Linked DNA regions of Homo sapiens: region 1 is linked to region 2. Evidence: read pairs that join two places in POLR2A ChIA-PET (ENCODE). Cell type or tissue: MCF 10A. All regions are shown on one strand. Each heading gives the region's core, and the rest is flanking DNA. Links, peaks and the distances in the headings are about the cores only.

Region 1 (2,804 bases), core at 134-2,633, 65 kb before region 2:
CGTATTAGCCAGGATGGTCTCGATCTCCTGACCTCGTGATCCGCCCGCCTCGGCCTCCCAAAGTGCTGGGATTACAGGCGTGAGCCACCATGCCCGGCCAAAAATAAAATTTTAAACGAGCTAGTATGTATCAAAAGTAATGGCTTGATGTTGTGTGGAGCCCAGAAAAAATATTTTGTGTGGTACAGGTCAACATAAACAATGAGAGATTTCATTGTGCAGGATAAAGCATTTCCTTTTTTTTTTTTTTTTTTTTTTTTTTTTTTGACAGGGTCTTGCTCTGTCGCCCAGGCTGGAGTGCAGTGGTGCGATCCCGGCTCACTGCAACCTCCGCCTCCCAGGTTCAAGCGATTCTCCTGCCTCAGCCCCCCGAGTAGCTGGGATTACAGGCGCACGCCACCACGCCCAGCTAATTTTTGTATTTTTAGTAGAGATGGGGTCTCACCATGTTGGCCAGGCTGGTCTCACACTACTGGCCTCAAGTGATCCACCCGCCTCGGCCTCCCAAAGTGCTGGGATTACAGGTACGCCACCGCGCCCAACCAGCATTTCTTTCAAAATTAAAAACTTATAATTTATAATTTTCTGAAGCATGCAGATTTTTTAAGGAAATAAAAAGAAATATATACAGTCCACTCCACTTCCTTGCCCCGCTTTCTGACAAATGCCCTCCTGCCTCCCCACCTTAGCCCTCACTCTAAATTTTCTAGAAGGGTAGGAATTCAGGGGCTACGTGGGCATTGATGGCTGTGCACACGCAAGGGGTAGAAGTGGGAGTGCAGCGCAAAGCATGTTGCCAGGTAGAAAAGGAGAGAAAGCAGAAAAGGCCAAAGCCAAGGCCTGAAGTGAGAGGGGGCAGTGGTGGAGGATGATGCAGACCCTCCCTGGTAACCAGAGGAGGGCAAACTCCAACCGCAGAGCAGTGATGCCACTTGTGGGCCCTCAGATTGGAGAGGACCGAGAAGAGTGACAGGGCTGTGCGCTCTGGGGCACCTCATGCAGACGGGAGTAGGGAGGCTGTTTTTTGCGCGTGCATATGGCGGTGGCGGGTGGGGGGAAGGGGGAGATCCTGCTGCACTGGCCGCCCAAGTTGGGGGGCGAGCTCGGTGGTGACGCGCGGCCCTCACGTGACCCAGAGCTGCAGAGCGACGCAGCCTTCGGTGCAGTCGTCACTCGCGTCTGGCTACCAGCTCCCCGCTGCCCTGAGCTCGGCGGGCTGGCATTCGGCCCGGGGAAAAGCGGAGCAGGTAAGGGCTCCGGGGCCCGTGAGCCCCGGCCATGCCAGCAGCGGCTGACCGACCTCGGCGACAGGCGCAGAACAGCGCAGGGGGTCCCCGCCAGCTTTCTCCACACCCCAACATGCTTGGGAACACAGAGGCCCCCAGGGATGGGGAAGCAGGGGCGGCTGGGTTTCCAGGGGCGGCAGAGCCACCAAGAGCGATGGAAACCCACCCCCGAGTCCCTGCAGGAAAACAGCGAACACCGCGGGGGGCTGGGCGTTCGAGGGTGGGGTGGGGGTGGGGGGCGGGAGACGCGGGGCGCTGGCAGCGAGGGGAGCCCGGGCTCGGAGCACGGAAAGGGCCGGGCGGCGGCGGGTCTTCGCTAGCGTTCCGCTGCAGCAGCCCCCACCCCCCACAACCCCCACCCCGGCTCGACTGCAGGTCTGCGAGGCTAAGTGTCTCCGCGGCGCACCTCGCGGCGAGAATCCGGAGGAGAAGGAGACTGCAAGGATAGGCCCAGGTCGGTGCGAGGGACGGTGGTGGGGCGGGGGTCGGAACGTAAGGAAAGCCCAGTCTGAGACCCCAACCCCCTCCACCCCATCCCCCACTCCTATACCGGTCCTCCATTTTGGTGCCTGCAAAGCTCTGGGAAAGAATCCCGGGAAACGAAAAATGGTGGGTTTGGGGGAAGGGAGGTAAGGGGAGAAAGCTGGAGGGAGGGGCTTTAATTGGAGGCCCCGTAGAGGACGCGCGGAACTTCTAAGGTGGGAAAAAACGAAATTAAAAAATCCTTTGATATCAGGGCTCTGAATCCTGCTGGTCAGAGCACCAAGCATTCAGTCTCTCTCCTTGCCTTTGTCTTACTTGTGTTCAAAGAAAAACAACCAGAAAAAAAAAATCTCATCATGGCAAATATTCACCAGGAAAACGAAGAGATGGAGCAGCCTATGCAGAATGGAGAGGAAGACCGCCCTTTGGGAGGAGGTGAAGGCCACCAGCCTGCAGGAAATCGACGGGGACAGGCTCGCCGACTTGCCCCTAATTTTCGATGGGCCATACCCAATAGGCAGATCAATGATGGGATGGGTGGAGATGGAGATGATATGGAAATATTCATGGAGGAGATGAGAGAAATCAGAAGAAAACTTAGGGAGCTGCAGTTGAGGAATTGTCTGCGTATCCTTATGGGGGAGCTCTCTAATCACCATGACCATCATGATGAATTTTGCCTTATGCCTTGACTCCTGCCATTTATCATGAGATTAATACTGTGATTCCCGCTGTTTTCTTTTTCCTTGCATTTTCCTAATATGCCTTTACTGATCCGTTTGCTGTGAACCCTATGTTATTTCCATGTGTCAAGTGGGTCTTGTGTTGCCAGCTTCTATTTGAAGATTGCCTTTGCACTCAGTGTAAGTTTCTGTCAGCAGTAGTTTCACCCATTTGCATGGAAAAATTTAAAGCTAATAAAGCAATTTAAAAAGCAATCTATACATTTATTGTCTCATTAAAAATGTATACTTACATATAACAGATGAACTAAAAAAAAATCTGAGATTAAATACACTAGAGTGTTAATTGGTG
Region 2 (2,804 bases), core at 255-2,754:
GAATTTACTGACAACAGTATAGGTTTGAAAAAGGAAAGTTTTATTAGAAAAAAAGTATGTTGCAGAAGAAATGCAGCATTTACGGACCTTAAAGTGGGAGCTTAAGTGTAATTTGGACCATATTAGCCATGTAGGTCATAATAAGTGATTACATTTGTAGACATTTTGGTTCCTTAATGTCAGCAAGGGTTGTACAATGAGTTTTGACATGCATGGATTCCAGAGATGTACAGAAATTCTAGTTACTTAGAAAATTTTTGAAAGAGGCCTGGAACCTTTAGGCACTAGGGAAGTTTAATTACTTCTAAATTCCTCAGATAAGGAATTTTGCCTCAGAATGGCCTGTTTGATGGTTGCCAGGTGTTTTTGGCTTTCTTCGTTACACTTCTAAATTCCTCAGATAAGGAGTTTGTGTCTCCAGGGCTTACTCGATGGCCACCTGGTGATTTTGCTCTCCTGACTTTCCCCCTGACAAATATTTTGGTAAAATCTTTGACCCTCTAGTAATGATCAGAATGTTCATAGAAATATGGACAGTAAAGGCCATTCTGATGAGGTCTCACATATAAATGAGGAACAAAGTATTATAAACTGGAGGAAAGGCCATCTTCATTATAAAGTGGCAAAGAACTTGGCTGAATTGTTTCCAAGCCCACACAAGGGCTTTGTGGACGGCATAGTTGAAAAGCAGTGAGCTAGGAAATCGGTGAAAGAAACATCTAAACAAAAAAACGTTCCATATGTTGTGTGTCTTCCTTCAACTGCATACAGTAAAATGCTAGAGAAAAAAATGATTTAAAGATGGAATTTATAATTAAAAGGGAGCCAGGCACGGTAGCTCACGCCTGTAATCCCAGCAATTTGGGAGGCCAAGGCAGGTGGATCACTGGAGATTAGGGGTTCGAGACTAGCCTGGCCAACATGGCGAAACCCCATCTCTATTAAAACTACAAAAATTAGCCAGGTGAGGTGGCACATGCCTGTAATCCCCGCTACTCAGGAGGCTGAGGCAGGAGAATCGCTTGAACCCAGGAGGCGGAGGTTGCAGTGAGCCAAGAGCACACCACTGCACACCACCGTGGGCAATAGAGTGACTTCATCTCAAAAAAAAAAAAAAAAAAGTGGCGGTGGGGTGGGGAACAAAACTTAGAGATTTAAAGGATTCTCAGCCTAGTCAGGTGGTAGAGAATCAAAGAGCACTTTCAGGAGAGGAAACCAAGGATGTTTCCAAGTGACCGTTTCATAAGGAGATTGGTGTGGATAGAAGGAAGCCAGGGGCTATTCATCAGAACAATGGGAGAATGAACCCAAAGTCACTTCAGAGATTACCAGTGCCACCCTTCCCATCACAGGCTCTGAGTGCCAAGACCTGGGTGAAGGAAATATGTCAAAAAGAGAGGCTGAGGACGACCTTAGAACCTTTGGACTCACGTCCCAGGGCTGCTTCAATTTTCTGCTCCCCATATTCCAGTGCAGCATTTCTTGACTACCCCAGTCATGGCTCAAATGGGCCAAGGTGCAGCTCGACCTGCCACACTGGAAGGTACAAGTCATAAACTGTGGTGGAATCCACATGATGCTAACTCTGCAGGTGTGCCGTATGCAAGAGCTGTATGGGCACGTCTTCCTCTACCTAGATTTCAAAAGATGTTTCAGAAGCCTTGGTGGACAAGCAGAGACTTGTTGCAGAGGTGGAGCAAAAGCAGAGAGCCCTCACTAGGGCAATGCCCAGTGGAAACTCAGCTTTGATGTGGAAGTTCTGCTGGGCATTTCCTTAGTCAGGGCTCTCTCCAGTCAGAACTGTGGGGTCAGAGCCACTGCAGAGAGTCCCCACTGGGACAATGCCTCGTAGAATTTTGGGAGTGGACTGCCTGAGAGACCCCAGAATTGTAGGGCTACTACTGTGCAACACCAGCCTAAGAGAGCTGCAGGCATGAGACTCCAACCTATGAGAATTGCTGTGTGGGCTAAGCCCAGAAAAGACATAGGGGCAGAGCTGCCTAAGGCCTTGGGGGCCCAATTTCACCTCAGTGTGTCCAGGAGATGGGACATGAGGTCAAGGAAGCTTATTCTAGAGCATTAAAATTTAATGTTGTTCACCCTGTTGAATTTTGGACTTACGTGGGACCCTCTTTTCTTGTCTATTTCTCCTTTTTGGAATGGGAGTGTCTATCCATTGCCTGTTCCACCACTGTATTTTAAAATACATAACTTGTTTTGATTTCACAGGCTCACATCTGGAGAGGAATTTGCCTCAGCATGAATCATGCCTTCCGTTGAGTTAAATAAGACTCTGGACTTAGGCCTTTTTAGTTGATGTTGGAACGAGTTAAGACTTGTGGGGCTATTGGGATGGAATGAACGTATTTTGTATGTGAAAAGGACATAAGTTTTGAGGGGCCATTGATGAGATGCTGTGGTTTAAATGTTTGTCCCCGCCAAAACTCGTGTTGAAATTTGATTGCCATTGTTACAGTATGGTTGAGTATAACTTTTTCAAAATGCTTGGGATTAGAAGTGTTTTAGCTTTCAGATTTTTAAATATTTGCATTATACTTACCAGTTGAGCATCCCAAATCAAAAAATTCAAAATCTGAAATGCTCCAGTGAGTATTTCTGCAGGTTATATTTGCACTCAACTGCTTCTGATATTGGAGGATTTCAGATTTCATATTTTCAGATTTGAGATGCTCAATCTGTATTAAGATGTGAGATAATTAAGAGGTGATTAGTTAGCTAGGCATGGTGCTGTGTGCCTGTGTTCCCATCTGCTTGGGAGGCTGAGAGAGAATCACTTGAAATTT

Evidence for each region. Peaks named below come from ENCODE experiments on the same cell type or tissue, not always from the same donor. Only the 100,000 strongest peaks of a DNase experiment are listed, where the experiment ranks them.
Region 1: POLR2A ChIA-PET joins it to region 2 with 14 read pairs; 3 of 35 experiments call an interaction of 5 or more read pairs at or near these places.

The regions. Positions count from the first base shown.
Region 1 is chrX:103,375,367-103,378,170 of GRCh38, forward strand. BEX3 (brain expressed X-linked 3) reads left to right here and starts at 1,172. Exons shown (of 3, transcript NM_206917.3): 1 at 1,172-1,247; 2 at 1,662-1,740; 3 at 2,144-2,798. The coding sequence starts at 2,156. The coding sequence ends at 2,461. In MCF 10A, for the core only: no CTCF peak of the experiment used is centred there; no DNase peak of the experiment used is centred there.
Region 2 is chrX:103,440,425-103,443,228 of GRCh38, forward strand. All of the region lies in intron 2 of LL0XNC01-250H12.3 (a long non-coding RNA gene), which reads left to right. Among named protein-coding and RNA genes, the nearest start is that of LL0XNC01-250H12.3, 37 kb to the left of the region's middle. RefSeq lists enhancers at 13-698, 699-1,385. In MCF 10A, for the core only: no CTCF peak of the experiment used is centred there; DNase peaks (open chromatin) are centred at 1,667 and 2,287.